7 separate regions of the Mus musculus genome follow, and all the other regions are linked to region 5. The links are chromatin loops, found by intact Hi-C in ENCODE. Cell type or tissue: left cerebral cortex. All regions are shown on one strand. Region 1 overlaps Gm12052 (predicted gene 12052). Region 2 overlaps Gm39609 (a long non-coding RNA gene). Region 3 has its middle 68 kb from the start of Ehbp1. Region 4 overlaps Commd1 (COMM domain containing 1). Region 5 holds the start of Ehbp1 (EH domain binding protein 1). Region 6 overlaps Ehbp1 (EH domain binding protein 1). Region 7 holds the start of Tmem17 (transmembrane protein 17).

The links. A loop is a pair of places that touch in the nucleus more often than their neighbours do. Peaks named below come from ENCODE experiments on the same cell type or tissue, not always from the same donor. Only the 100,000 strongest peaks of a DNase experiment are listed, where the experiment ranks them.
Region 1: a loop joins it to region 5, with 4 times the contacts of the local background. A loop is called at or near these places in 9 of 42 quality-filtered maps.
Region 2: it touches region 5 in a loop (2.1-fold over the local background); 4 of 42 quality-filtered maps call a loop at or near these places.
Region 3: a loop joins it to region 5, with 2.2 times the contacts of the local background. A loop is called at or near these places in 2 of 42 quality-filtered maps.
Region 4: it touches region 5 in a loop (3-fold over the local background); 10 of 42 quality-filtered maps call a loop at or near these places.
Region 6: a loop joins it to region 5, with 2.5 times the contacts of the local background. A loop is called at or near these places in 6 of 42 quality-filtered maps.
Region 7: it touches region 5 in a loop (5-fold over the local background); 10 of 42 quality-filtered maps call a loop at or near these places.

The regions. Positions count from the first base shown.
Region 1 is chr11:22,616,204-22,620,203 of GRCm38, forward strand. Gm12052 (predicted gene 12052) reads left to right here. Exons shown (of 5, transcript NR_166746.1): 3 at 198-286; 4 at 1,154-1,627; 5 at 2,118-2,289. Among named protein-coding and RNA genes, the nearest start is that of Gm12052, 6.5 kb to the left of the region's middle. In left cerebral cortex, a CTCF peak has its summit at 1,572 (motif pointing left); a DNase peak (open chromatin) is centred at 1,540; H3K4me3 peaks cover 577 bases; H3K27ac peaks cover 504 bases.
Region 2 is chr11:22,435,870-22,439,869 of GRCm38, forward strand. All of the region lies in intron 2 of Gm39609 (a long non-coding RNA gene), which reads right to left. Among named protein-coding and RNA genes, the nearest start is that of Gm39609, 5.5 kb to the right of the region's middle. In left cerebral cortex, a CTCF peak has its summit at 1,881 (motif pointing left); a DNase peak (open chromatin) is centred at 1,828.
Region 3 is chr11:22,352,661-22,356,660 of GRCm38, forward strand. No RefSeq gene overlaps it. Among named protein-coding and RNA genes, the nearest start is that of Ehbp1, 68 kb to the left of the region's middle. In left cerebral cortex, no CTCF peak of the experiment used is centred here; DNase peaks (open chromatin) are centred at 1,546, 1,709 and 2,464; H3K27ac peaks cover 1,933 bases.
Region 4 is chr11:22,967,352-22,971,351 of GRCm38, forward strand. All of the region lies in intron 1 of Commd1 (COMM domain containing 1), which reads right to left. Among named protein-coding and RNA genes, the nearest start is that of Zrsr1, 2.7 kb to the right of the region's middle. In left cerebral cortex, a CTCF peak has its summit at 2,324; a DNase peak (open chromatin) is centred at 2,318.
Region 5 is chr11:22,284,363-22,288,362 of GRCm38, forward strand. Ehbp1 (EH domain binding protein 1) reads right to left here and starts at 2,433. Exons shown (of 25, transcript NM_153078.4): 1 at 2,320-2,433; 2 at 1,126-1,512. The coding sequence starts at 1,229. In left cerebral cortex, a CTCF peak has its summit at 2,405; DNase peaks (open chromatin) are centred at 1,203, 1,555, 2,136, 2,782 and 1 more place; H3K4me3 peaks cover 3,389 bases; H3K27ac peaks cover 2,149 bases.
Region 6 is chr11:22,224,243-22,228,242 of GRCm38, forward strand. The region is part of intron 5 of Ehbp1 (EH domain binding protein 1); the gene reads right to left. Among named protein-coding and RNA genes, the nearest start is that of Ehbp1, 61 kb to the right of the region's middle. In left cerebral cortex, a CTCF peak has its summit at 1,574 (motif pointing right); a DNase peak (open chromatin) is centred at 1,586.
Region 7 is chr11:22,510,837-22,514,836 of GRCm38, forward strand. Tmem17 (transmembrane protein 17) reads left to right here and starts at 1,447. Exons shown (of 4, transcript NM_153596.3): 1 at 1,447-1,747. The coding sequence starts at 1,648. In left cerebral cortex, a CTCF peak has its summit at 1,614; DNase peaks (open chromatin) are centred at 1,899 and 2,543; H3K4me3 peaks cover 1,582 bases; H3K27ac peaks cover 1,701 bases.

The sequences.
Region 1 (4,000 bases), 330 kb after region 5:
TAAAGTCTTTCCTGAGGCGAAAGTAAACAGGTTTTTTTTTTTTTTTTTTTTTTTTGACCTGGTTAATTACAGATACTTGTCTATGTTCTGTTGTGAATGTCAGCATTCAGTAACTTACCTTAACAATATCGAGCCTGTTGTTGCTGATTGTTAGTATTTTGGCTCTATGAGTTGTTTTGTTGCTTTGTTTGTCTTAGAGAGCTATTTCATCAGGACCTGAGAAAGCTTAGCCCTCAGAAGTGCTTATAGTGAGACCACACAATGACATGCAACATCACTCAGACTCGTGAGTATTCTCCATCCCCCTTTGGTTAGGAGCTTCCACGGATGACATAAAAAGGAAATTTAGCATTGCAGATGATCCTGTGAAACAAGTATATCTGGCAGTGTGGCAATTGTTTGAGGTACTAGAAAGTGTTAGTTAGCCCCGCTTTACTCTGTTACAAACATCTCTTGTAAAGGTGAAGAAAATGAGCTGAAGAACAAAGTCAACATTCCATAGACTGAGGTAGTCAGGAAACATGGTCAGGGAAATGGGGGACTCAGTTAGATGCAACCCAGGACAGCTAAGACGGGGCCTGGCTCTGCATGTCTTTGATTTGACCATGTCACCACAAAGAAATTCCAAAGAGACAAGCCTCCTAGACCAAGCTGATGCAGATTTCAGGCATACAGTAAAGGGCCATCCACCAAGGGTCTCTCTCAGGGCTGTCTTTGCTGCAGCACCGAATGCCCTACAGAGCTAGTATGCTGCAGCTTCCCAAAGTCAGGGTGGACCGGAAGACCCTCCCGCCCCTTTCAGACACATATTCTGCCTGATACAAAACAACCACTCAGTCCACGATACCTGTGTTGTTTTCCAACTATCTTAAAGATTTTCAATCAGAAATTCTACAAGCAAGAAAAACACATGACATTCCCAACTACGGAAATGTATATCCATACCACCATACACAAGTGTTTATAGCTACTTTTTATTCATCGTGAATAATGAATCTGCTTTAAAGACAGGCTGTTGAGTTCGAGACCAGAATTTAGTTTCTCCTTGTCTGCAGCATTCCATGCTGGCATCAAGAGGGCCTCCTTTAATTAGGAAGGACACAAGTGGAAAAGAACGTAATTGGGCTGAGGTTTTAATGCCTGGCTTTGCCAGGCTCTCTTACTGCAGACCCGAGGCACTGGCCCAAGCATTCCACCAGGCTCCACCCAAACCCACCAGCTGGACGAGGAACCACGGGACGTTAGAATCAGAGTAACTTTGGCCAACAATCTGAGACACTTGGGAGAAAATTCATTCTAAATCTAACAGCTTCCTGCTCTCAGGAAGGCCTCTGGGCTTCCGGTGCCTCTGGTCCTCCTTCCCGGCTCTTCTGTGGAGGCTAGCTTCCTCCAAGCTGACCCCGAGGGAGCCGCCTTCTCGTAGGTGGAAAGCGAAGAGAAGAGAGCGGGTAAGCAGTGGAGACACATTGGCTGTACTCAGGACCTGTACCAGAGGTGGCAGGAGGACACCACCGAGCCCTGCTCCACCCATCGCAGCCTCGAGACCCTCTGCGCGGGGATGCTGACCCCTGCTGGCCACCTGAGAGATTGCAGCGTGGCCGACTCCCAAGGGGCGGCAAGTGTAAGGGTAAGGGTAAGGAGATGGGGATGGGAAAGGGGTTGCTGTGTAGTAAGCGTGGGTGGTAGAAGACTAGGGCCAGGATGTTGGGCACCATCAGAGGCCCCTCCACCACCCGGTGGCTGCCCAAGTGCTGTCCGCTCCTCTTGTTTCTAGGAAAAAGAGTGAGAGGAGCCGTAAGGGCTATGGAGCCCAAATCAGCATGCCTCTAGGACCTACCTGAGCCTCCAGAAGACCCCTCAACAGGAACCGTTGTCCGAACCAACCAACTCCAAACCTAAACCTCAGAGGCCTCCTCATGCAGACAGATTGCTGACCTATCTCTGGGGTAGTCAGCTGAAATACCCCAGAGATATTCACGGCCTAATCCCAGGAAGTTTCTTTAAATGGCAAAAGAAACCTAGAGTGTGTTACCCTCGATTATTTAGGTAGATTCTACATGTAATCAGGTATATCACCAAAGGGGAAGTGAGGTAAAGGAATATTTATTTCACTACAGAACAGAAGGCAAGCCATCTTGCAGGAGGACCTGAGGAGAGAAGGAGAGAGTCAGGAGAGAACAGATTCCCTCTACAGTGCCCAGAGTCTCCCCTGACTGATTTGGACCCAATGAAATTCCAAACTCTGGTGTCAAGAACTTTAAAAGAATAAATGTGTGCTGTTTTGAGGTATTGAGTTTGTAGCTTTTTTAAAAAAGCAGCAGCACTGAGGTAATGTGTTGCTTCCCACTCAGTAGTGAGTTCTTAGAATTAAGTGGCTAATGAACAAGACAAACCCCATTTCCATCCCCAGGGAGTTTTATCTGCCATCTCCTGAGCTTTAAAATATTGCTGGCAAATTCTTAGATAGGGTAGCAGAGAAGACAAGGAACACATCAAAAAGACTAGCCCGTAGACATGCAACAAACAAACAAACAACAGCAACGAAGAACAGATTTCACACCTGCTGGGCAGCTACAGTCAAAGTGACAGGGGCAAGCAGTTTCTTGTTTGTTTGTTGTTGTTTGTTTATTTTGCTTTTTTGATGACTTGGAGAAGCCCAGTCCGCACACACTGTTGGAGGGACTCTATGGCATACCCAACCTGGAAAGTAGCTTGGCAATTTCTTTTAAAACTGAGCATACATAACCGGATCACTCGGCACTGTGTTCCCAGGAGTAGCTGCCAGGGATTGAAGCCATTAGAAGGTTCATTCGATCTAAACTCCACTGCGGGTGCTCGCACAGCGCACTCCTCGATACCTGCCTGTACTGGCTAGTTTTGTGTCAACTTGACACACCTGGAGTTATCACCGAGAAAGGAGCTTCAGTTGAGGAAATGCCTCCATGAGATCCAACTGTAAGGCATTTTCTCAATTAGTGATCAAGGGGGAAAGGCCCCTTGTGGGTGGGACCATCTCTGGGCTGGTAGTCTTGGTTCTATAAGAGAGCAGGCTGAGCAAGCCAGGGGAAGCAAGCCAGTAAGTAACATCCCTCCATGGCCTCTGCATCATCTCCTGCTTTCTGACCTGCTTGAGTTCCAGTCCTGACTTCCTTGGTGATGAACAGCAGTATGGAAGTGTAAGCTGAATAAACCCTTTCCTCCCCAATTTGCTTCTTGGTCATGATGTTTGTGCAGGAATAGAAACCCTGACTAAGACACTGCCCAAATGTTTTAGATTCACGAATGAAAGACACACACACACACACACACACACAGCCTCATTTTTAATATGCCCTAAGCAGCCAGGAGCTGGGTCACTACCCAGATGCTTACATGGCTGTACACTTCGTCTCCTGCAGCTCTTAGGCATGACTTTCCTGCTTCCCCATGGTTCCCTTGCCGGGAAAATCTAAGGTTCCCCCCTCTGTCTCCCTGTCCAGCCACTGGCCACTGGCAACTTTATTTACCAATTACAGCCAACTGTGGGCAAGGACCCTCAGAGTCTTACAGACAGACGTACAGGTTCCCATGTGATTTGGGAAACTGAATTAACACAAATAGCATTAGATCCAGTCCACAACAAGGATTCAACTGAGATAACTAAATACATGTATGTAAAACCACCTACACGAATATACATGCTTTGTACATAATAGCTACAGCCCAGAACCCATGGTCAACAGTGCATGGAAATGCAATGTATGTGAGTAGATTATTATCCACAAACCAAAAGGAACAGATCTCATACAGAATGCATAGACCACACTGGCTGAAAGACGCTGTACACAGAGGACTGAGTGTCACTTGATTCCACTTATCATAACCTGTTAAGATGCAAACCTAGCCAGGCTTGGTGGCACACACCCGGTATCAGGAAGCAGAGGCAGGGGCATTGTGATTTCAAGGCCAGCCAGCTCTGTATGAAAATGGTGTTACAGAATAGGCAAATCCACAGAGACAG
Region 2 (4,000 bases), 150 kb after region 5:
CCTTTATGACTCCAAGTAACTAGGGTCTTAACAGAGAAATCATGTGTATGTGACCCTGTGACATGCAGAATTCTCTTAAGGAACCCCATAAGATGATGTGTTCCTGATTTGCTCATATAAGAGGTTCTCATAAATGTCTTATTCCATACCTGAACTACTAGTTTCCTTTCTAGTTGTTTGTATCAGGACCTCCAAAACCTGTGACATCACATAAGCGAGACATGCAGACCTGTTGCCAAGGCAACAGCCACCATATTCCCAGAATCCACTTGGCTCACTTCCCACCTTTACCTGTGTTACATTATCACCTATACATAAAGAAAGCCCCCCCCCCAATCTCTCTTTCTCTCTTTCCCCCTTCTCTGCCACCACCTTGCTCCTCTCTCTACCAATAAACCTCACATGGAACTGTGTGGCCTGGTGTGGTCCTTCTGAAGCCCCGAGACATTCAAGATCACAACACTAGTCGCTGTGATAAAATACCCTGAAAAGGCCACTGAGTGAGGAAGGGTTCATCTTAGTTCACAGTTCCATGTTATATGGTGATTGCTACAGGGAAGTCACGGCAGTGAGAACTTAAAATAGTTGATTATGTCATATCCACAACCAAGAGCAGAGAGAAATGGATGCATATATATACTCTCTGCTTATCTTCTCCTTGTTTGTACAACCCAAAGCCTAGAGACAGGAAAGAGTGTCACCCACACACCATTTAGGCTGGGCCTTCACACATCAATCCCCCAATCTGATGGATAGATAGTCCCTCATTAAGACCCCCTTCCCAGGTGATTCTCCATTGCATCCAATTAGTATTTAACCATCACAGGGACACCATATACCTTTGGAGGTGGCTCTCTAAGGCATGAGAGGAGCTATCTGCCATTGGTAATACTCTAAGAAAGACTCTGACCCAAATTTTCCTCTAGCATTGATCCCTGTTTCAGCCACCAAATTAAGTCTCTAACCAAATGAGTCTGAAGACAGCAGGGGCCAAACAAAAGCAATGTTATATAGACTTTCTGAAGAAACTGAGAAGCAAACCTAGAAGTGCTTCGTTTTTACATTTTTCTAAAACCTTTTTTTTTTTTTAATCACTGTTTTTGAAATGTCTAATTTGAAATGTGTGAGTGTGAACATTTGGGGGCTTGAAGTTTTGCCTATAACGGATGTTCCCACTTTCTTTTCTCTCTCTCTCTCCTCTCTCTCTCTCTCTCTCTCTCTCTTTTCTCTGTTGTTGTTGTTTCCTCTTTAGCTGCTGACTTTTTAAAGTTGGTTTTTTTTTTCATTTTTCTTTATTGCACATGCTCACATGCATGACTTTCAATATCAGCTACCTTTCCTTGATCAATCTTCCATTGCTTCTGGAGCTAGGATCTCTCATTGAACCTGTAGCTCTCCCATTTGCCCAGCCAGGCTGGCCAATGAGCTTCAGAAATCCACCTATCTCTACCCAAACCCCAAGGCTGGGGTCACAGGCACTCAGCAGCACACTGGATTAATCTGTTTCTCAAGAATAATTTGGATTCAGCTGTCTATCATGATACATTCAGTACTGTTAACAAATGTGTTTTCATAGGTGGATAATGAACAAAGAAACAATTTAGGGTTTCTTTCTGGGTCTTTGCTAAGAATAAAGTGATTAAGAGTTTAAATCCCAGCTGACACAGGCAGTTCTATATTCAGTCAACACGAATTTGTTCTTTGTTTGATGAGGGAAACTACAGGAAAAGCTTGGAGTACTCTGTTCTTGCCGTTCCTTGTGGTGTTTACACAGCCCCAGAGCCAGAGGCAGCAGGAGTGAGTCAGACAGCAGTCGCCTATCACGTGCTGAGCATTACAGGACAGTCTGACTGGGGACAAGGCTGCTGGAACTCCACCACCTGCTGGACAGACCAGAGGGAACAGCAAAGAAACGACCCAAAACTGCCAGTTGACAGCAACTGGTCCTCTGAGGAAAGGATTTTCACTTCAACCAGGACATTTTTCTCCTTCTTGCGTGAGAAGTATTCCACCACACGTAATCTAGGGGAAGCGGAGAATGGGGCGGTCTTCAGCTACCAACAGCAGCAGAAAACCTCCCATATTTTTCAAGCATGACAGAGGAAAGGTTAGAATGGACTTTAACCAGTAGGTCCCTGGTGCCTGCCAATGCTCTGCAAATATAACCCACACACACTGCCAATATTAATTCAGCAACAGTTTTTTTGAGTAGCTGATCCCTGTGGCAGCTGTGAACTGGGGCAGCCGCCAAGAGTACTGGAATTACCTGAGAGACATCCCAGAAGCCCAGGGAACAGTGCAAGGGTGGAGGTGGGCAAGCCCATTATTTAAAGGCTTAGCAGCTAAATTGGAAGATCTGTGACCCCCCATCCTTAGATTTAAAGGGACAACACAGACTAGCTAGGGATTCTGCTATTTAAAGGTATAAAAAGCCCCAAAACAGATATCCCAGGCTACTCATGGGAACATAACAATGTCATCTTTTAAATATTTTTCTTTCTGCCTGGGATGTGTGGGGCATACAAAGTGGAATCATAAAAATTAAAAAGTTACTCTAATCCCTTAGAATTCATAGCTTTCCCTTATTTTACCCTCCTGTGCCTGGAAATGGGTCTTTAACCTTCTTTACGAATGAAGGCACTGGCTCTTGGGGCTGCTCAAGGCTATCCAGTTAATAAGTGACAGAAATCACAGATCTAGGTCTGACCCTAAGCCAGTAACCTTTCTTGGTGCTTCACTTCCTTCACAGAGATGAGGTGAGTGTCCCTCCCACACTCTCAGCAAAGAGGCCCTGTCTAGATACAGAAATTACCTGCTGTGCCTGTAAGTGACTGCCTTCACTGCTTTTCTACCACAAGACATTGCTCACACTGTCCTCCTTATGCAATGGCTTGCTGTGACTGTGGAGTAGTTTTATTGTTTTGTTTTGATTTTGATTTTTTTTTTTTTCTGTTTGGGATCACACTGGCCAGCTGGCTCATGTTCAGACCAAGCCATCCAACTGTGCTTGACTGAGAGGCTGTAGTCCCCACTCAACAAACACTCTGAGGTTACTGTAGTCACTTAAGCCAAGGTTATCCAGTCAGTCTGTGGGTATTTAATAAGCACCACTACCTTCCTCTGGGCCAGCCTCTTCTCTCCTCCACCATATGTGTGGGGTTTCTCCAAACATGATTCAGATCTAGTCACTCCTCGCCTTAACAGCGCCCCTGCATCTTCGCAGTGAAGATAAGACTTGTCACTCAGGTCTGCCCATGTGGCTCTGGACTAGAAGTAAACTGAGATCCTGAATCAGAGCTCGTTTGTTTTGATAGAGCTTCGAGAGTAAAAACTTCTGCCTGCCTTGTCTGTGCAAATCACGAGAGCCTAGGTCTCCTCCTCGCCCCAAGACAGGGAAGTGTAGGCCTACAGGGCCCTGACACCGCCAGCGTTCATGTGTTAAAGTTGGCTGTGAATTTCCTGGTGGCCAAGGGAAAAAGGAAAACAGACACATTATCTGCATTTTTGTTAACAGAAAAAATAAAACTTACAAAGCCTCTTACTTATGAGACAGTCTTAATATTTTTATGTTACTATTTTATATTCTTCACATCCTTAATTGTAAAATTACTACATATTTTTGCTACCAAAATCAAATAGCATAAATATCTACAGAACAAAATGTATACATTTCTCTTATCTAAATCTACTTCCCCTTCTCCAGGAGACAAAAATCCCTTGTCTTAGTCAGGGTTTCTATTCCTGCACAAACATCATGACCAAGAAGCAAGTTGGGGAGGATAGGGTTTATTCGGCTTACACTTCCATACTGCTGTTCATCACCAAAGGAAGTCAGGACTGGAACTCAAGCAGGTCAGAAAGCAGGAGATGATGCAGAGGCCATGGAGGGATGTTCTTTACTGGCTTGCTTCCCCTGGCTTGCTCAGCCTGCTCTCTTATAGAACCAAGGCTACCAGCCCAGAGATGGTCCCACCCACAAGGGGCCTTTCCCCCTTAATCA
Region 3 (4,000 bases), 68 kb after region 5:
TCAGAAAGGTAATTCTCATGGTTCTCTTCTTTATTAAGTATAAAACCAAGGCTTTTTAAAAAAGTAAAGCCTGTGGTTTCACTGATATCTATAGCAGGGTCAGCCTGGGATCAAATAAAACTACTGTATACTCATGTTCTTATGTTTACACTTCTCTATTTAAATATGGGAAGAAGCTTTGCCATTATCTATCAGAGATTGAAAGATCCTCATACAAATGTGATTGAGACACTTGAATGCTTTCTACACGGGCATAGTAGCTGACCACAGAGGCCCAACACAACAGATTATCAAGTATGAGTTCATTGGCTTTACTGTTCTAAGAAATTTAAATGGCAATCCTTAAAAAGGAGTCTCCTATTTCTGCACCCCACTCCACGGACTAAGAAGGCCTCAGATAAGAATGTTTCCTCTAGCATTTAAAGGAGGAGGAAACCATGGCATGCAGGGAGAGCCACACTGGAGTAACACTCAAGAGGCTGCACTCCAGTTTTACTTGGATTCCCTGTGGGTACATGGAAGATACGGTCCCTCTCTGGGAAGTTAGTAATGGTGATGGTCATGTGCTAGAAGTTTAGGCAGCAGAACTAGTAACGCTGTTTCAGTGAAGCCATACTGACATTTCACAGGAGATATTATAACCCCTTTAATTAGAAACAAAAGGCTAGAGATGTCAAGTCATATGATTTTTGTTAAGAATTAGAACATCTAAATTCTGAATCTGCATCCAACTGGTTCCACTATAACTGCAAATGGTTAGTCTGGAACAGGGTGTTTCAGGTGTTACCACAGTTGTTGGTGTTGGAAAACAAACCATGTGAAATGCAGATTCTGATGCAGGTGAACTATTGTGCTGCCCAGCACCCTGCACTTGTCACAAGCTCTTGGATGATGCTCTTGCTCCTGAAAGCACATTTCAGACTAGCAAAGGAAAGGAAGAATGCTTCCTGTCAGAATGTGTGGCCTCAGTTTACCCATCTGCAACACAAGGAGGTTTAGAAAGCTATTTTGAAGATGCCCTGCAGTTCCAAATCCTTAGTGTCTGGGGTCTACTATGGTGTTAAGAAACCAGATCACATGTGAGTGACTACTTGTCACATGGATTTCTAACCCAGTCTCAGATAAGATGCTGGCTGATTTATGTATCTTCCTGCAGCATCTCTGACAGGTTGGGATCAGCCACCCTCACAAATTACATTATTGTTAAGCTTTAGGCTGAGCTAAAATCATACCAAAAGAGTTCAAAGTACTTCTTTACATAAGTGTCTTTAAAGATTATGAATGTAAAAATAGCTTCTTGTGAGATGCTTAGATGGCAGGCATTCTGTTTAATAACAGAAATGAGAAGCCTCCCAAACCGTAATGTTGCACAAAACATTTAAATACGTTAATGCTTCATTTCAAAGTCTTACAGAAATTGAGGTTTTCTGAGTTAACAAAATATACTTCATCACAGATGGTCTGAATGATAAAAGAAGCAGCGCACAGTGCAGTGAGACTAAAAGCATCACTTTTAGCTGAGTGTGCTGGAAGTCTTTAAGGAAATCTTTCCACATATAGCTTTTGCTAAGTGTTGATCAGTAAGAGCATGTCATAAGCTTTCCAAAAAGTTTAGCCCTATATGATGCCCAACTGTCCTCAAGGAGGCCATTTTTAATTAAAATGGGTGTCCTGGTTGAGATGTACTTTCTTATAGCTCTGTGTCTATATAAGAGTCTGGCCCCAAGGAAAATGGGCTTTGCTCTTCCAAGAACTGCAGTCTGAGTCATAAGCAACATTTCTAAACTAGAGGTAGGATAGAAGGAGGGTACATCTGGCCTTCTAAGTAAACTTACACGTGGAAAACGATTTCCTGGTGGTAAGGAGTAAGAAACTGCAAGTGGATCTTCTGATAGATGAATTAGAAAGAAGACACAGAAACATATCCACCTGGAAGGTCCTAATTATAATTTGGTCCGAAGCAGTCTAGTTGGAGAAGCTGTGATGTCCGTGTTTATTTAACCAATGCTTACTTACCTATGGCAGTGGCAATCAAATCTTTATATTGGTTGAAGCTATTTTTTCCTAAATGATTTCTTCTGCAAATAGAATATAAAATATGATAAAGCTGAGCTTCTCCATCTTAAGTTTGCAAAGGTCTCCTTAGAGGTGCTTTAGTTAACACAGGCTGTGTTCTATATCAACTGCTGCCTAATCCACTACCCTAAGGCCAGCATGGCGGCTCACTTTTATAATTGAGGAGGAAGGACTGCTGTGAATTCGATGTTGGCCTGGATTACAAAGTAAGCTCCAGAGTAACTTAAATCACAAAGTGATCATCTAAAAGAAAATGAATGCAAATGAATGCACAACCCATGCCAGAACTAAGATGCTAAAACCACACCTATTGTTCTCATTGGTCTTATGGCTTGAGTAGATTCTGCTATGACATTCTTGTGAGGACCTGGCAGTTGTGATCATCAAAGCCTCTGAAGGTTTTCCCAGCCTGGACATACAGATGCCTCTTTTGCTCCTGAGTCCTATGCATTCGTGCTCCTGGAGTCTCTATGTGGCATCTAACCACCCACTGTTTTTCAGTGCAGATTAGGATGCTAGTAGCAGTCATCTCTGGGTAGCAGCACTTCTTTCATGACAGCTAAGTTCTACCAGGCAAGAATTGAAACTCCCAGGGCAGAAAACAAAGACACCTCCACAGTATTCCGTTGTTGAAGAAATCGTGTATTTTTCTGAATCAGATGGTAGAAAAATCGTTATCTTTTATTGTAAAGGTGGCACAATGTCATTTTGTGAAAGAATTTATGGTCCAAGAGATTTAATTGCAGTCAAGTTTGGGAAATGGCATTTGCCACAGTTGAAAAGCACTATTTTGGCTTTTATATGACTTTTTCTGAAGGGAGACTTTAAAAAGTATCAGTTTACTTCAGATAGAACATTGAGAACAAACCAAAGAAACAATTCTACCGGTCTAGTTGTTGTTTGTTTTATGTGTATAAATATTTTACCTATATGTATGATTTGCACCATATGCTTATCTAGTTCTCACAGAGGTCAAGAGGAGGGCATCCACATACCCTGGAACTGGAGTCATTAATGGTTGTGAACTGCCATGTGAGTGCTCTGGAAGAACAGCTGGTGTCCTTAATCATGGAGCCATCCCTCCAGCCCTGAAATAATTAGTTCATTGGAATTGTTAATAGGAGTTTTAGTAATGGTTACTACTTATAGAATCATCAAAATATCAGATGGTTGTATTACCAATAAGCTCTTTCCAGCATGAGTGGTAACCCAGGAAAACTATATAACTGCTGGCCTAACTTTCAGGCAGGGCCTTGTGAACTTATAAATTCTGTGAACTTCCTGTGCTTTGCCAAGTCTTCTCTCTTCCTCTGGGAAGGAATGTTTCAGTCCAAAGAAAACAGCTACTCCATCCTGCAGATCTTAAGTGCTTCCTACTATTCTACATTGTTCCCTGAACCTGATAGTGGGTGATATAGATGTCTGATCATTTTAATCCATTTATGGCTGAGTATTAGGTTACTATGCCACAGCAATGGTCACATTTTCTCAGCAACTTTAATGGTTATGAATATTTGGAGTAGCCACAACCCACTGCAAAATAAGTCTTCCTCTTTGACTGAGATTTGTTGAAGTAAACATTATTTGGGGATTTCTACACTACCTTAAATCATTTAGTTCACAAATAAAAGACACAAAACCTTCATATTTACTCAGGCAGGAATTGGAGCAGAGACCCAGACCTCTGTGCACTTTCTATGACCGAGGAGAATCAGCCTCCAGGGAGGGCACTGACCCTGGGATGTAGGTGAGATTGCCATCTTGTATCCCAGGTCCCTCAGAGACCAGTCTGCACAGGAGAGCACTTGGGCTGCAGAAGCAACATAGATTCTTGGACAGGGTCCCTTCATAGCTGAGCTCCAGACCTCTCTGTACCTTCCATGCAAGAGGAGAGCTTGCCAACAGAGAGTGCTCTGACCACTGA
Region 4 (4,000 bases), 680 kb after region 5:
GCCAGCCTGGTCTACATATTGAGCTTCAGAACAACCAGTACTAACACACACACACACACACACACACACACACACACACACAAAGTATATTTTTAAAAAATGAGAAATGGAGGTTATAAAAATAACTTTTATTCACCTGATATAATTGTCTCAGAGGCTTACTGTTGAATAATCTTATCCTTTTTAGTTCTTTCTGAACTCTGGCTGGCTAGTTCAACTCTGCCGTTCTGGCTAAAACTCCTCTCCAAGTTGACTGACTCAATCTGACTTCTCTCGGCTTCTAACTGAATTGCTCTGTCATCAAACTAACTCTGGCAATTTATTCTAATCTTCTAGCTCCTTCCTATTGTCTGGCTTCTGCTGCCTCTGCTGACCTACACTGACTGCATGAACTCAGGAACAAACTCAAGTCCACTGTGCTGCACTCACTGCACTGACCCCTGACGGACTCCTCTCCCTGCACTGCTCTTAAATAGCTTCTATTTCCCGTGCGTTCTCACAGGAGTTGGGAATATCCTATCTCTGACTCATTCCGTCAAATCTTTCTCTGATTCACCACTTTGCCTCTCAATTAGACATCACTTTCAAACACTAGTGCTGCTTCCTCTGCACACTAATCTTATGTGCATTGTTTGGGATTGAAGGTGTGGAGTGCATCTGCATTCTAGCCAGAGCACACAGAACTAGGTCTTTGGATGTTATCCCTTCCCAGAGCAGCCATGTTGCTGGATTAAAATTCTTCTACAGGAGGCAAAGAAAGTTGTAAAAAGGCTAATTTATATTTTTGCTTTCATCTTTATGTGCGTATTCATATTCACTGTCAGGATGCTCCCATATGTAGCCACTCCTTGAATATACAGGTACAAGGGGCAAGGAAATAGTCTGTCTCACTGATGTTCACAAAGTCCAGAGGTATACAATGATGTTGACTTGAATACATGGCTATATTTCATATAAACTAATAATAATTTGTTTTCTAAAATGCAAAATATGCTCTGGATAAAGAAAGGTAAATTTAAAGTCGTAAATGGTAATGGCAGGTTCTCTGTTAAGAAATAGTGTAGGGCTAGAGAAGATGGTTCAGCGTGTAAGAACGTGGCTGCTCTTACAAAGAACCAGGTTCAGATCCCAGCACCCACATGATGCCTCACAACCATCTAGATCCAAGGGAACTGAAGCTCTCTGTGGGTACCAGGCATGAATACGGTACACAGACATACATGCAGGCAAAGTACTCATACACACATAGTAATAAAAATGACTTTTTAAAGCTAGGCCATGGTGGCACACACCTTTGAGTACAACACTTGGGAGGCAGAGGCAGGAGGATCACTATGAGTTCCAGGTCAGCCAGGGCTGCACAGAGAAACAAAAACCTGAGAGAAAGAGGGGTGTGGGTGTGTGTGTGGGGGGGGGGGGATTTTACATAGAAACCCTGTCTCAAAAAAACATAGATAGATAGATCAATAGATAGGTAGGTAGATAGATAGATAGGCAGGCAGTCGTATAAATAAGCAAGCCCAGGCTGCAGTCTAGGATGACTTTCATCTTCCAATCCTCCTCCTCCTTCCTCCCCAGTTCTAGGACTGCAGCCGTGTACAAGCACTGTGCCTGGCTATGCAAAATTCTGTGGAATTTGTTTTGTTTTGTTTTTTTAATGAAAGAATTAGTTGAAACAATTTCTTTTTCTAATTTTTAAATTTGTTTATTTCATGTGTATGAATGTTTTGCCTCAATTGGAGACCAGAAAGACCTCTGATCCCCTAAAACTGCAGTAACACTGGGTTGTGAGTCACCATTTGTGTGCTGGGAATCAACCCTGGCTCTTCTAGAAGAGCAACAAGCACTTTTCTTTTCCTTTCTGTTTTTCTGTTTTTGTAGACCAGGCTGGCTTTGAACTCAGAGATCCGCCTGCCTCTGCCTCTCAAGTGCTGGGATTAAAGGCGTGCACCACCACCGTCTGGCTCCCACTCTTTTTAATTTTATAATTAAAAATTCTACTATATTAATTTATCCATCTGTATGTGACATGTACTTGTCATCCATGCATTTGTAAAGCTTGTGCCGCCACTGCCAGCCTGCAAAAAGAGCTCCTAACCACTAAGACATCTCGCCAGACCCATTGAAACAAATTTTTTATTAAAAATAATTTTAATTTCAAAATGCCAAGCCAAATGTTTAGATGTTTTTATACACAAAATTATTACTGTTGAATAGCCAGCAAAAGTATTTTCTGCCTCGAACATTCCAGAATAAGGAAACATTTAGACATCTTTATGCAGTCCTGCAGCTATTAGCAAACCAATATTCTACTGCCGCCTACAGTAGAAAAATAAAATTACAGCTAAAACCTAAACGTACGCCCATATTTTACCTCAGGACTGTGTCATGCCAAGAGACTCGTGCAAGATAGTTGCTGCAAGTTCACATCCTACCTGGGCTACCCGTGGAGTCCCAGGCCAATCTATATTAAAGACTGAGACTGTATCCCAAGTAATTAACTCACAGGTTTTTTTTTGTTTGTTTGTTTGTTTGTTTTTAGAGACACAGTTTCTCTGTATAGCCTGGCTGTTCGGACACTTTTACAGACCATACTGGCCTCAAACTCAGAGATCTGCCTACCTCTGCCTCCTGAGTGCTGGGATTAAAGGTGTTCACCACCACTGCCTGGATTTGTTTAATTTTCTTGTGTGTGGGGGGGTACTCTTTAAATCTATTTTTACTAATGTTTAATTACATTATCCAAACCATATTGTAAGAGTAAAATCTTTCTCTATAAGAGGGACCCAGACCTTAACACAACTGACTCCATGATGGAAGTGCCATTCAGGCCATAAAACTCAGCACACAGACAGCACCACCTGCCAAAAATTAAAACAAAGATTTAATCAGTTAAAGCCCATAAGCTATGGGAAAGATTCTAAATGAACTGACCTTGCTTCTGACTAGTTCTGCTTCTGGCTAGATGTTCTTGTTAACTGAAATATGTCAACCTAGGATATGGTTTTGGTGCTTAAAAGGTCACCCTGAGAAAGGCTCAGTGTTGCACTGCAGTCCCAAACACACAGTGTAGTACCAGCAGCCTAATAAAGATTTTCTAGCTGAGTGACAGCATTGTAGCCCTTTAATCCCGGCACTCAGGAAGCAGTGTAATCAGTATAGTATTTTTTTAAAAGTCTTTACACATGTAAAAATAGCTTAGTCAGGACCTCCACTACAGCCAACACTGTGTCTGATACCCAGAACCCAGCAACTTCACACACTCAAGAGAACCTGATACAGGTATAAACCCCATGATGCGGACTGCTCTGCATATCTGGAGTGATACCTCCTAGATGAACCCTGTGGCTGGACAGTCTCCCCAGGATCCTGACCCTCAAATCAGAGACTTCTGTAAGACTGGACCTGACCTCCAGCTAAGATACATCACACAGGTGAGCACCTTGGGGATAAAGACTTAGGACCATATTTAGAAATTTAAAGTGTGAACCTTGTATGATGACCCTCAGCATAAAATATAACTTTTGCTATACACAGGTATCTACCTTCTTTCTTGTGACACAGAGGCAGGCAGAGCTTTCTTCTTAGTTAGGGTTTTACTGCTGTGAATAGACACCATGACCAAGGCAAGTCTTATAAAGGACAACATTTAACTAGGGCTGGCTTACAGATTCAGAGGTTCAGTCCATTACCATCAAGGCAGGAACACGGTAGCACACAGGCATGGTGCAGGAAGAGCTGAGAGTCTGACATCTTCATCTGAAAGCTGCTAGAAGACTAGCTTCCAGGCATCTAGGATGTGGGTCTTAAAGCCAATGACACACTTACTCCAGCAAGGCCACAGCTTCTAACAGTGCCACTCCCTATACAAACCATCACATTCTACTCCCTGGCCCCTATAGGCTTGTGCAAGCATAAGAGCCTATGGGGATCATACCTAAACATAGCATGATGCAAGGCCAGTCTAGTCTACAGAGCAAGTTCCAGGACAGCCACAGCT
Region 5 (4,000 bases):
TTACTATGCATATGGAGACTGAATTATTGAGAAGTAATATCCCCAGGATATCCAGCCGGGTAGAAACATACATATTTACATTACTGAACCTATCACAAGTGAAGTTACTTAAGGGTCCTTACCATGGCCTGTGAGCTCCTTGAGGGTAGGGAGGATGCCATTTCTGTCCCCAATCAGCAGTTTATGTATATAAACTAGGTAGAATATGAATATATATATATATGTCTTGAATTATTTTAAAATAATGTTCCTTACAAACTAAAAAAAAAAAAAAAAAAAAAAAACCCAAAAAACTAAGAATGCTAAGGTGGAGCAAGCCTTCTTTAGCCAAGAGGACATTAGAAAGTGAGCTTAGTACCAAACATGAGATGACAGTCCTTGATGAAATGGATTTATTTTGTGGTAGTGCTTAATCGCTATAATAAACTAAAATTCAAAAGACCATTTGCTTAAGATTAACTTTTGTCCCTCACTATGTAAGGATTCTCGTTTCTTATCATTCATAGTAGTAAGAGAAAACCCTAAATTTACTTTCCTCAAATGGAAAGAAAGAGGCAAATGACAGACCATTGCCACTAATTGCTTCCTTAAATCCTGCCAAGAAATGTATCCCATTAGGCAATTAAAAGAAAAGACAGTTGCCTGACTAAGCACTTCACAAGAGAATCTCTAAGGTTGTGTGCACTGGCATTCCATTATTCAAATACTGAAAAATACTCTAAGTAAAATGAAAAAAAAACAACAAAATAAAACCGCCATTCTATATGATATAAATTTCTATATTGAGACATATGTGATGTTAAGATAACCATTCTCTGTTTAAAATTATAAAAATAAAGTTATTCTAACACCAATGATAAATGACCATAAGACCAAAACTACTATACTTAGGTGTGTTCTCAGTTGTAGTCCTCTGAGACGATCTGAAATGGAGTGATTAAAATCCACAGAGACAGTACCAGCAACAACAGTGCACACACAGTACTTGTTAGAGTATCTGCACCGTCCACAGCTTCTACACACTTGTGTACCACTGCAAGGTAAACTGGCTACCAAAAGACCCACAGTCCAAGCTACAGGATGGTTAGGCAACAAGACATTAATCTACCCCTAAGCACGTCTTACCATTTCTTTGTACATTCAACCATCAGCTCCTGGTAGGAGGCCACAAACTGGAACTTGGATGCATGTTTTCCCACACGCTGCAGTCGCTTCCAAACTGAAGCCATGGTGATAGGCCAAGAGACTGGAACAGTTCTGGATTAGCAACACAGCAGCTTTGATAAAGCACACGAGCCTTGCATGTATGTCAGTACTTTCAACAAAAACTAGAACTTGAAATGATGCTTGGCGTCCATAAGTCTTCTCCCTGTCTCACAGGGTAAATCCTATCTTAGATCAATGGCCCAGTCAAGAACAGCTGATGTACAGGACAGGATGACTGAGAGGAGGTTCCCTCATGGAGACATCATCATTCCACTTCAGGGACTATATGACGTGGGTTCTGGAGAACTGAAAAGCAAAACACAGACAGAAAGAGAAAGAATATGAGGACAGACGCATGAGAAGTGTTAGATAAGACCGAAACAACCTCTGCTATCTGCGTGGTTTTCAAACAATGAAACAAAACCCCGGCCTCAAAAGCCAGTAACATCAAGGATGGAAGATACTAAGGAAGAAATGACAAATCACACCGAAGACAGGCGGCAATACACCAGGTTGTCAGAACCAACAATTGAGAGATGCCAGTCGGGCCCTGCCTTCCCTACCTAGCATAGCAGAAGGAAGAACAGGGCGGGAAAGTCAGGATGCTGTTTGATATATCTACCACCAGTTAGGAGTTATTTTTTAAATAAACTTTATTTTTCAGCTGATAATGAATAGCCTCGAGCTACTGAATATGTACTTAGCACAACCAGGGTGCAGGGAGAAATGCTGGTTCTGTAGGAGAGGGAAATGGATGGAGAACTAGCAGTGGAGGGAAATCTCACGGCAGAGAGAGGGCAAGGTCCCAGCTCCAGGCCACTTTGCTTCCCCTTCACCTTGGCTGCCAGGAGGAGGGGAATGGAAACTCCTGCCTGGGCTTGAAGCGATGACCAGCCAGGCCAATGGACAGTGCGAGGTGCGGTGCCTCCCTCCCCCATCAGGGGCAGCCGGCCTGAGCCTCGCCTCCTCACGCACCGAGTGCAGACCCCTGTCTCTCCGCAGAGACAGGCGTTGCCAGCTGCGGTCCCTGTCACCCAAGCCTTGCTGTTAGACCCCAGCCTCGGTCCCCGAACCCCGGCCCCTCCGCTCGTCCACTCCAAGCCCTCCTCACACCTCTAATCCCGCTGTCCCCTCCTTAGAGCCGCTCCTCGGTCGCCGCCGCCTCAGAAGCAGCTACCGCCACCGAGTCCTCCATCCCTGCTGGAGCCGCGTGGAACAGCGAAGCCCGGCGCGGTGCTCGTTTGCGGGAGCCGGGGTCTGCAGCTTCCCGGGCGGACGACGCCCGCCCCCTCCCGGAGCAGCGCCCCCTCCCCGGCAGAGCGCCCAGCGACCGTCCCCCTCCGGCCCGCCCGCCCGAGCGAGCCCTGCCAGAGCCGCGGTTCAGCGCCCAGATCCCCCTCCCCCGCCTCCCTCGGCCGCCACCACCATCATTACCTCCCCCGCCGCACCTCTCACACTAACCCTACCCACGGCGGCTCAACCTCCGTCCGCCTCGCCGCCATTGGCCGAGTCTGCGGGAGCCCCGCCTCCTCGGCGGGCGGGCCTTAGGACGAGCGAGGCACTCCATTGGTAGATCTTCATGCCGGTCATAGGGGATCCACCCCCCCAGTTTTTTTTTTTCCCTTAGGTGGAACCCGCCCGGTCTACCCTCTTCTTCTTTAAAAAAAAAAAAGTGTAAATCACGAAGGACGATCCCGCCCATTCCCTGGAATGGTTGAGGGCAGCGGGAGGCGGGAGGACTAAGAATGTTTATAGTGAACTGGAAAGCCATTGCAGAAGGTGGCTGTCCGTCAAAGGCGCCGTGGCTGCTGGGCAGGGTTTCTGGCTCCTGGTGTATGAACTGAGCAGAGTCTGATTCCAGCGGCTGCCAGAGACACTGAGGTGCTGTGGTTTCTCTCCTATTCTCTCCCATCCCCACCCACGAACTGGCTGCTCCTCTCCTGCGCCACTAGCAGCCAGCGGTTTTGCACACACAGCCTTTATTTCACTCAGTTCTTTCCGAGTTTTTCCCTGACCTTGCCAGGAGCCTGCCCCAGGTTCAAGGAGGGCTAAACTGGACATAAATGTTTACAGTACAGTCTCTTCTTGTCCTCATTCTCAGCATTTCTTTGAATCTTGCATTCTCGTGTTCCTTTGCGGTCTCATTATCCTCTGGTATGAGCTGTGGGTGGATTAGGGAGTGGTTGACTATGTGGAAAGGGTGGTTAAAGGCAAGGGAGAGGACGAAATAACTTAATAGTTTGAGAGCAATGTTGTTTACGTCTATTAAGAGGCAGCTGACATGGCCTGAAACTGTATTTCCAGAGGTTAGCATGGTTTTCCTGCTTCAACATCCAGGTTACTGAGATCGCTGAGATGTTAGGTGTACACCCTTGACATCACAAGTATATAGCACAAGATCCCTTTTGAGGCTGTGAAAGCTATAGACTTCTCAAGGGGCAGAAAATATCCATCCTATCCAAAAAACAAAAATTTGCTTTCAGCCTTAGATGTTTCACAGACATCTAAGGTGTAGAGAAAGAATGAAGAATAAAATTACAACTTTTCGGGACTAAACAGTAAAGTCAAATTAAGGAAGCTAGGGATGTACCTAAGAAAGGGGGTATGAGAGAAAGGGGGAGTCAGAAGAGGGCAGGGAAAGGAAGGGGAAGGGGAGAGAGGGGAGCCGAGAGTCAAAAAAGCAAAACTCAGCAATTCCTCCACAAGGAATGAGCAAAGAGTTTGGAAAGAAGATGGAAGCAAGCATGAAAAAGGCAAAATGCAAATTGTTTTCGGACTAATTCCTAATCTTATT
Region 6 (4,000 bases), 60 kb before region 5:
TTCAGGAGGCAGAGGCTGGTGGAGCTCTGTAAGCCGAAGGTAAGCCTGATCTATATACTGAGTTCTAGGACAGCCAGGGCCATGTAGAGAGATCTTGTCTCAAATGACAACAACAAAAACAATTTACATCATATATCTACTGCCACACAGCTTGTGGTAGACTTGCCTGAAAAGTTTTGTTTGTATACAAGTAGCTTTTCAGTTCCAAGAAGCAAACTCAGACATACAAAATTGGGAATTTTGTATGAAATTCATTACATATAAAATGCATTACATAAAAAAGATTACCTCAAGGAAAATGAATTTCTATGAGTAATAAATCCCAAAACTCCATTTCACACTGTCTAATAACAACCAAGTAATTACTCCAAATAGCTTCTGAATCTAATATAAATATTAAAAGCCTACCTTTTAAAATCTAATATATACTTCCTCACAGATTTACCGCTAAAGATGGCCAATTAAAAAGTCCTCTGATTCTTCAATCTCTGATTTTTAGTGTGTTTGTATGCAGATGATAGGTGTTTATGATATGTATTCATATGCATGCATGTGGGGGCCAGAGGTCAAAAGCAAGCGTTTTCCTCAATTGTTCTGCACCTTATTTATAGAGACAAGGTCTCTCACTGAAATCCAGTGCTCGCAGTCTGGTCCAGCAGACTGTCCAGAGAGCTCCAGTAGTCAGCTTGTGTCTACCTACTAGGCACTGGGCACTGCAGGCACCGAGCACCACAGGCACTGGGCACATGCTGCCCCAATTTTCATGATTCTAGGGATCCAAACTCAGGTCCTAGATCCTCAGGTCTATACAGCAAACATATTACCAAATGAAATATCCACACACTCCCACCCCAAGTGACCTATCACCTCTACCATTCAGGGAGGCAACTACTGAGTCAGGCATTAAGAAAAAGACCCTGGAGAAAAATGAGACTGAATGAAATCCTAACGTGTTAACCACATAACTCTTAGTAGATCCTTCACCTTCTTTAGGTGTCAATATTTTTAAAGTAGGGCTACATGTCTAACCCATAATCTACTGCACTGAGAAAATGAGATACAGTATAAAGCACTCCACATAGCACCTGCTAGGGTGGATGTCCCCAGCAGACTTGTAAGGGTGGTATACTTGAGACTTCGTTTTAATGGGATATTTAGTATCTAGTATAAGTTTAATATTATAGCCAGGAATGGTAGACTATACCTGGAATTTCAGCATGCAGGAAGACCAGACAGGAAGAATACCATGAGTTCAAGAAAAGACTAAAATATTGACAGACTGTTTCAAAAAAAAATAAAAACAATTCTAAGAACTCATTACATCTTGAAACACTTTCAAAGTCAAAAGGATTTTTAGTTTCTTTTTCTGATACCTGCCCTTCAGTATCAGGAAAATGTATTAACTGACTTGCAACCAAAATCCATATTTTACAATAGAATTTAGCACTTTAGCTAAATATTTTATATAAAATGTTGATGCAATTTAAAGTGTAAGCTTATGCATAGACAAAGATGCTTCATGATAACCTACCTACAGAAATTACATTATTTCCAGGCCAGTCAAATCTATCACTTACCACTAGGGGGAGCTACAACTCAGGAAAAGATTTATGCAACGTCCCCAAATTGCAAAATTTTCCCATCTTATAAAATATATTACCAACTTTCTTATTAAAATATTTTAATTGATAAGAATACTAAATTCTTTTTGGAGGCCTTTAAAGGATGAGACTCACTAACATAACACACTATATGTTTATGTTTAACGTCTGTTTCTTTTGACGACTTATGTTTCACTAAGTTTTATTCTTTCTTTCCACCTTAGAAGAATGAGGAAGAGCTCTTCTACCTGCTTCATAGACAGCTTTAGTTCCAGTGCCTGGACAGTGCAACACACTACATGGTCCATGAATACTTACTGCTGAGCACATGGATGAATACTGCTCCGTGTGTTAATTTCAAAGTTAGAAATGCCTGGTTAGATGTTAGGTAGAGCAAACTTATTGATTTTGGGTTTAAAAGAAAAGGTCTAAGATCAGGCTAGTAATTGTCTCGTTGGTTAATCAGATGGCCCATGAGATGGGCTTGGTTATTACATGTTTACAACAGAATCCCTCTTCTGTGATCTGACTGGAAGAGGGAAGTGGGCAATAATAGAAGAACACTGACGACAAAATTGTGTTTAGTGCTTATTAATGAACTTCATTAGGGCTTTACACAGTTTCTTAGCTTAGTGTTGTTAACTTTTTGTTTCCTAAATATTACCAACACCCACAATATAACATAGTAAATTTTAATTTACTTTAAATGAAACAAAGACAACAGAAATGCATTGTGAATCCAAAATGTTCTCAATCTAATTTTTCTATGTTTTAGAGGTGAATGTAGGATTTGACTCCAGATTTGACTGTGATTTTTAATTTACTTTTATAACTTGTTCCTAAAGCATATATCATCTTTCAAAGTGACTATTTCGCCAATGTATGAAAACCTAGTTATATAATTACACTAACAGACCAAAGCATTAAAAGGCCTTAGAAGTTCAAGCCCACTTATTATGAACCTTAGAGAGGTTCAAGAACTCACTTATGAAAACAACAGAGTAGACCAGACTGACCTGTATCAGTTACACTGGCACAGGCAAAGTTAAAACACAGTGGTTTTATCCAGGCAAGTAGTACATGCTTCTAATCCCATCACTGACTTCCAGGCCAGCATGATCTACAACTAGGAATACACAGATAAGCTTTGTTTTGGAAAATAAAAATCTCAAACAAAAAGTTGTTTTAAAGAGACAATGGAAAATAAATATCGATGTAAACGAAGCAGCCATTGCCCAGCACAGCTGCCCTGTGACAGCATGGTGTTCCCACTGCCCGGCAGAGTTGCCCCTGTGACAACATGGTGTTCCCACTGCCCAGCAGGGCTGCCCTTGTGACAGCATGGTGTTCCCACTGCCCGGCAGACCTACCCCTGTGACAGCATGGTGTTCTCATACCGTCCTTTCCTTCAGCACAGTTCCAGGAGACTGCTGAGGGGTCTTTTCTTGCATTCATCAGGACTTGCAATGAGCACCAGGTTTAGCTATAATCAGTAATTATGCACTGCGAAGTTATTTTGTCATAATGAAACAATGATATAGTGGACAGAGAGGATAAGTAGAAAAAAAGGTTGCCTACATTAGACTCACTTAACCAACAAGTGTCCCTGTTGGTGTTGTATAAAGTGAACCTGAACTTTCTAGAGGAAAGAGTTAACACACTTTGATAGAGTTAAAACATCTGCATAGATAAAGAAGAAGATTCTCAAATCTATTTTTGACTGTTTAAACCCATCTTAAAACTGAAACAGATGATCTGCCTAACTTCTAATCTATCTTCCCAGTGAGTGCATACAGCATTTTGTTCCAGGTTTAGATTTACACGACATTCCTTGGCATTAGGTGGTTCATAATTTATGACAGTTGTCCTAATTCTTGGGCTGGCAAGACAGTTCAACAGCTGAAGCACCTGCTACTCAAACATGGACTGTAGTTCTGATCCCCAGCACCCAACTGAATGCCCACCTCTAACCCCAGCACCCAACTGAATGCCCACCTCTAACCCCAACACCCAACTGAATGGCCACCTCTAACCCCAGCACCCAACTGAATGGCCACCTCTAACCCCAGCACCCAACTGAATGGCCACCTCTAACCCCAGCACTTGGGAAGCAGAGGCAGAGAGAGGTTCTTAGAAAGCTCAGTCTGTGAACTCAAAGTGCAAACGAGAGACCCTGCCTCAAAACATACTGTAGAGAGCAGCTAAAGACACCCAGCATCAACCTCTAGCCTCACATACATGCACACATGACCCTGAATACACATATGCACCCACACAAACTACCATGGACACACATACACACACACACACACACACACACACACACACAAAGGCAGTGTATTCTCACCAAATAATGAGTTTAAAAACATTTCAGCCACTATGTGTGTGTGTGTATGTGT
Region 7 (4,000 bases), 230 kb after region 5:
CATAACTGCTCCTAAGTAGAAATTACACAGGAACTTATCAACATGAAAGAAAATTCATAAAAAATGTTGACAGCAAAGTCAGATTTTCTTTTTAAACTTGAATGTGCAATCAGTCTACTATAAAGTATAAAACAGGCCACTGCTTCACAAGCAACTGAGAAAGGGTAGCTCCTGGAGATGATGATACTGTTGACTGACCTGGGACCTAATACATCCGACTGTGCTTTTCTTTATGTCTATTACACCTAATGGTTTGTTTTGGTTTTTGAGGATTTTGCAATGTATCCCAGGCTAACCTTAAACTGGAGATCTCCTGTCTCTGCCTTCTAAATGCTAAAATGATATGTCTTAAGAGAAAGCAGGGAAAGGCTGATATTTTTAGTTTTAAAATCACCTATATTCCAGAAACAACTGCTTTCAATACTTTTAAGTTATTTCCCTGTCTTCTGAAGCAGGTATGCTTGGCTCATCCACCCTCTTAAGAATGTCAAGGGCAATTTTCTGAGGAACATCCTTAGTGAGGTAACCCAATCACAAAAGAAGTCATTAGATATGCACTCACTGATAAGTGGATATCAGCCCAGAAACATAGAACACCCAAGATACAATTTGCAAAACACAAGAAAATCAAGAAGAGGGAAGACCAATGGGTGGATACTTCATTCCTCCTTCTAATAGGGAACAAAATACCCATGAAAGGAGTTACAGAGACAAAGTTTGGAGCTAAGACGAAAGGATGGACTTTCCAGAGAATACCCCACCCAGAGATCCATCCCATAATCAGCCACCAAACCCAGACATTATTGCATATGCCAGCAAGATTTTGCTGAAGGGACCCTGTCATAGCTGTCTCATATGAGTCTATGCCAGTGCCTGGCAAATACAGAAGTGGATGTTCACAGTCATCTATAAAATGGAACACAGGGCCCCCAATGGAGAAGCCAGAGAAAGCACCCAAGGAGCTGAAGGGGTCTGCAACCCTATAGGTGGAACAACAATATGAACTAACCAGTACCCCCAGAGCTCATGTCTCTAGCTGCATATGTAGCAGAAGATGGCCTAGTTGGCCATCATTGGGAAGAGAGGCCCCTTGGTACTGCAAACTTTATATGCCCCAGTACAGAGGAATGTCAGGGCCAAGAAGTGGGAGTGGGTGGGTAGGGGAGGAGGGCAGAGGGAGGGTATAGGGAACTTTCGGGATAGCATTTGAAATGTATATAAAGAAAATATCTAATAATAATAAAAAGAATGTCAAGGGCATTTTTTTAAAATATCTATGTTCGTTTTCCATTTCCCTCAAGAAATGGTGCACCAATTTTGCAGAGGAATTGCTATGGTGTGAGAGCTCCTTGTGGCTCAGCCCAGGTCCGAATGGCTTATTACTTGTGATCATCTTAAGACGACGCGGCTTTAAAGCAAGACGGAGGAACCCGCCATTTTCAGCAGCACTAGGCCACGTTAGGCTGCGGGCCCGTGGCCCTGGCTCGCCTCTCCAAGGGGAAGCCTCTGGAGGATTCTGTAGCGTTCGGGGAAGCCCAGGTACCAGGTCCCTAGGGGCCCCGCACTGCCCGGTTGCCAAGGGAACCGCCACGCGCCGCTGTGCCCGCCGACTAGCGGGTGTGTGAGAGGCCAGCGGGCAGGCCAGGCATGGAGCTGCCGGACCCTGTTCGCCAGCGCCTGAGCAACCTCAGCCTCACCGTGTTCGGCGACTCCAGCCGCACCGGGCCAGAGTCCAGTGATGCGGCCGGTGAGTGGCGAGGGCGCAGGCCCACGCGGGGGTGTGGCTCGCGGGCGGGAGGCCGCACAGGCCGTGCCCGGGTGAAAGATGGCTGCTCCGGCTTCAGCCAGGGCTCTGTGCCCCGGGAGAAACCACGGCCCTGCGGCGGACCCGGGAGACCACGCGCTTCCGCCGCCGCAGCTACTGCACCCGGTGGCGCGGTCGCCGAGCGGATCAGGATGCGGATCAGGAACGCCTTCTTCCCCACGCGGGTCCCCGCTGAGTCCCCAGCGTGACAGCCGCCGGCTCACACAAAACCGGGCTGTGTCCAAACCCCTCCTAGCAGAGCAAGACCGGCTGCTGCCAAACCGACAAGGCCTTCCTCTGCCTGTTCCTTCTTTCTCCCTGTATAAAAAACTCTCCTCCCGAAATCTAAAAACGAAATACCAACGAGTTAACTCCAGCTTCTGCCTCCTCAATCAGGAGGACAGCATACATGGTTGTCTCCTTTGAAATCAAGGAATTGGAAATCCTTTCGATGGCTTGGTTTGGGCTTTCTTATTTTTATTTTTATTTCTTAAATAGGGCATTGAAAAGCAAACCACTTGCCATCATTGCATGTTGTCACCTTGGTCATTCGTGTAATTTACGCTATATGGAGAAAAGCCTGTAAAATTAGGATTTCGTGTTTCCGATTCAAAGTGTGAGCCGTACGGGGCACTAAAATCGAATAATACAAAGTCTCTGGGAAAAAAAGTGTGTGTGGGGGGGGCGGGGGTGACATTTGTTCTGAAGTTCTTTAGAGCCTCAGCAGCCTAGATAGTCGTGATGGTGTGGACAGCAATAGAACTAGGTAAAGACATCAGCCCTGTAATTTCTTATGGTTCTTACGTGTCAGAAAATATTGTTTTCCCAGACATTCAAACGTGAGAAAAGCTGTTTAAGTTCACTGTCTCTGCCAAGACAGGCAATTAATTGGTCAGAAAAATTTGTCTGACCAATTATATAATACTTAAATTTTATCTCATTACAGAACTTAACTGGAACTTTTGTAAAATTTAATGAACTCACACCTTGTGCCTTGTGGTTCCTCTTCATTTGGTCTGATTTTTCAATTGTATAAATTTGATGTGTTGAAGTATGGACATGAGCCTACATAAAATCAAAACCCTGACATTCTAAACAGCCACTCTTCTCAAGCTATATCCCCATAGCCTTTAAAACAAACAACAACAAAATTTATTTGGTTACAATGCAATCAAGAAGTACCTGGGCTATCCTGAAATTTTCTAAGTAGTCCAGACTGGCTTTGATCTTGAAATATTCCTGCTTCAGTCTCTTTGCAAAAAAAAAAAAAAAAGACTACAGTTTCTGCTCTAAAGGTTCTAAAAGTATCAGCTTAGCTAGTGTGTAATTACTTTCCTGTTTTCTTCTTGGCGAATCTGACTGTAAGATCACACCCACAATGGATCAAGAATTGTACTGTTGCCCAAAGTAAAATAATAATAATGAAAAAAATCCTAGTGGATTTTCCTTAGCGCTAACAAATTTTAAAAATTCCTAGCCCAGAGGTAGTAGTGCATGCCTGTACTCCCAGCACGCAGGGGCCGAGGCCAGCCTGGTCTTCAGATCAAGTTCCAGGAGAGCCAGGCCTTTACAAAGAACCCCGACTTGGAAAAAAAAAAATCATTCCTATATTTGGGATAATTTAAGAAGTCAAAGCAAGAAAAAGCAGACCACAATAGTCAGCCTTGCTCTTAAAACTTAATTTGCTTCTAGAGACCATGAATTTTTCATTAATTTATTTATTTTTATTTTATGTGCATTGGCGTTTATGCTTGTATGACTGCATGTATGCTTGTGTTACAGACAGTTGTGAGCTGCCATGTGGGTGCAAGATTTAAGTCCAGGACCTCTGGAAAAGCAGTCAGTGCTCTTACCCGCTGAGCCATCTTCCCAGCCTCCAACCCCATGATTGTTTTAAAAGTATTAAATGTCAATTAAAAAAAAAAAAAAAACTATGCAGAGAAAAACAAAAAACAGTCTCAAGGAATTTGTAATTTCTAAATTCTTACATTTAGAACAACCAATTTAAAATAAGAATGTAGTTAAATTTATAATGTATTTTTAGGGTTCAATTTTTATAATCAAATTCTTGTTGAGGGGGTTGGTGAGATGGCTCAGCAGGTAAGAGCACTGACTGCTCTTCCAAAGATCCTGAGTTCAAATCCCAGCAAACACCTGGTGACTCACAACCACTCGTAATGAGATCTGATGCCCTCT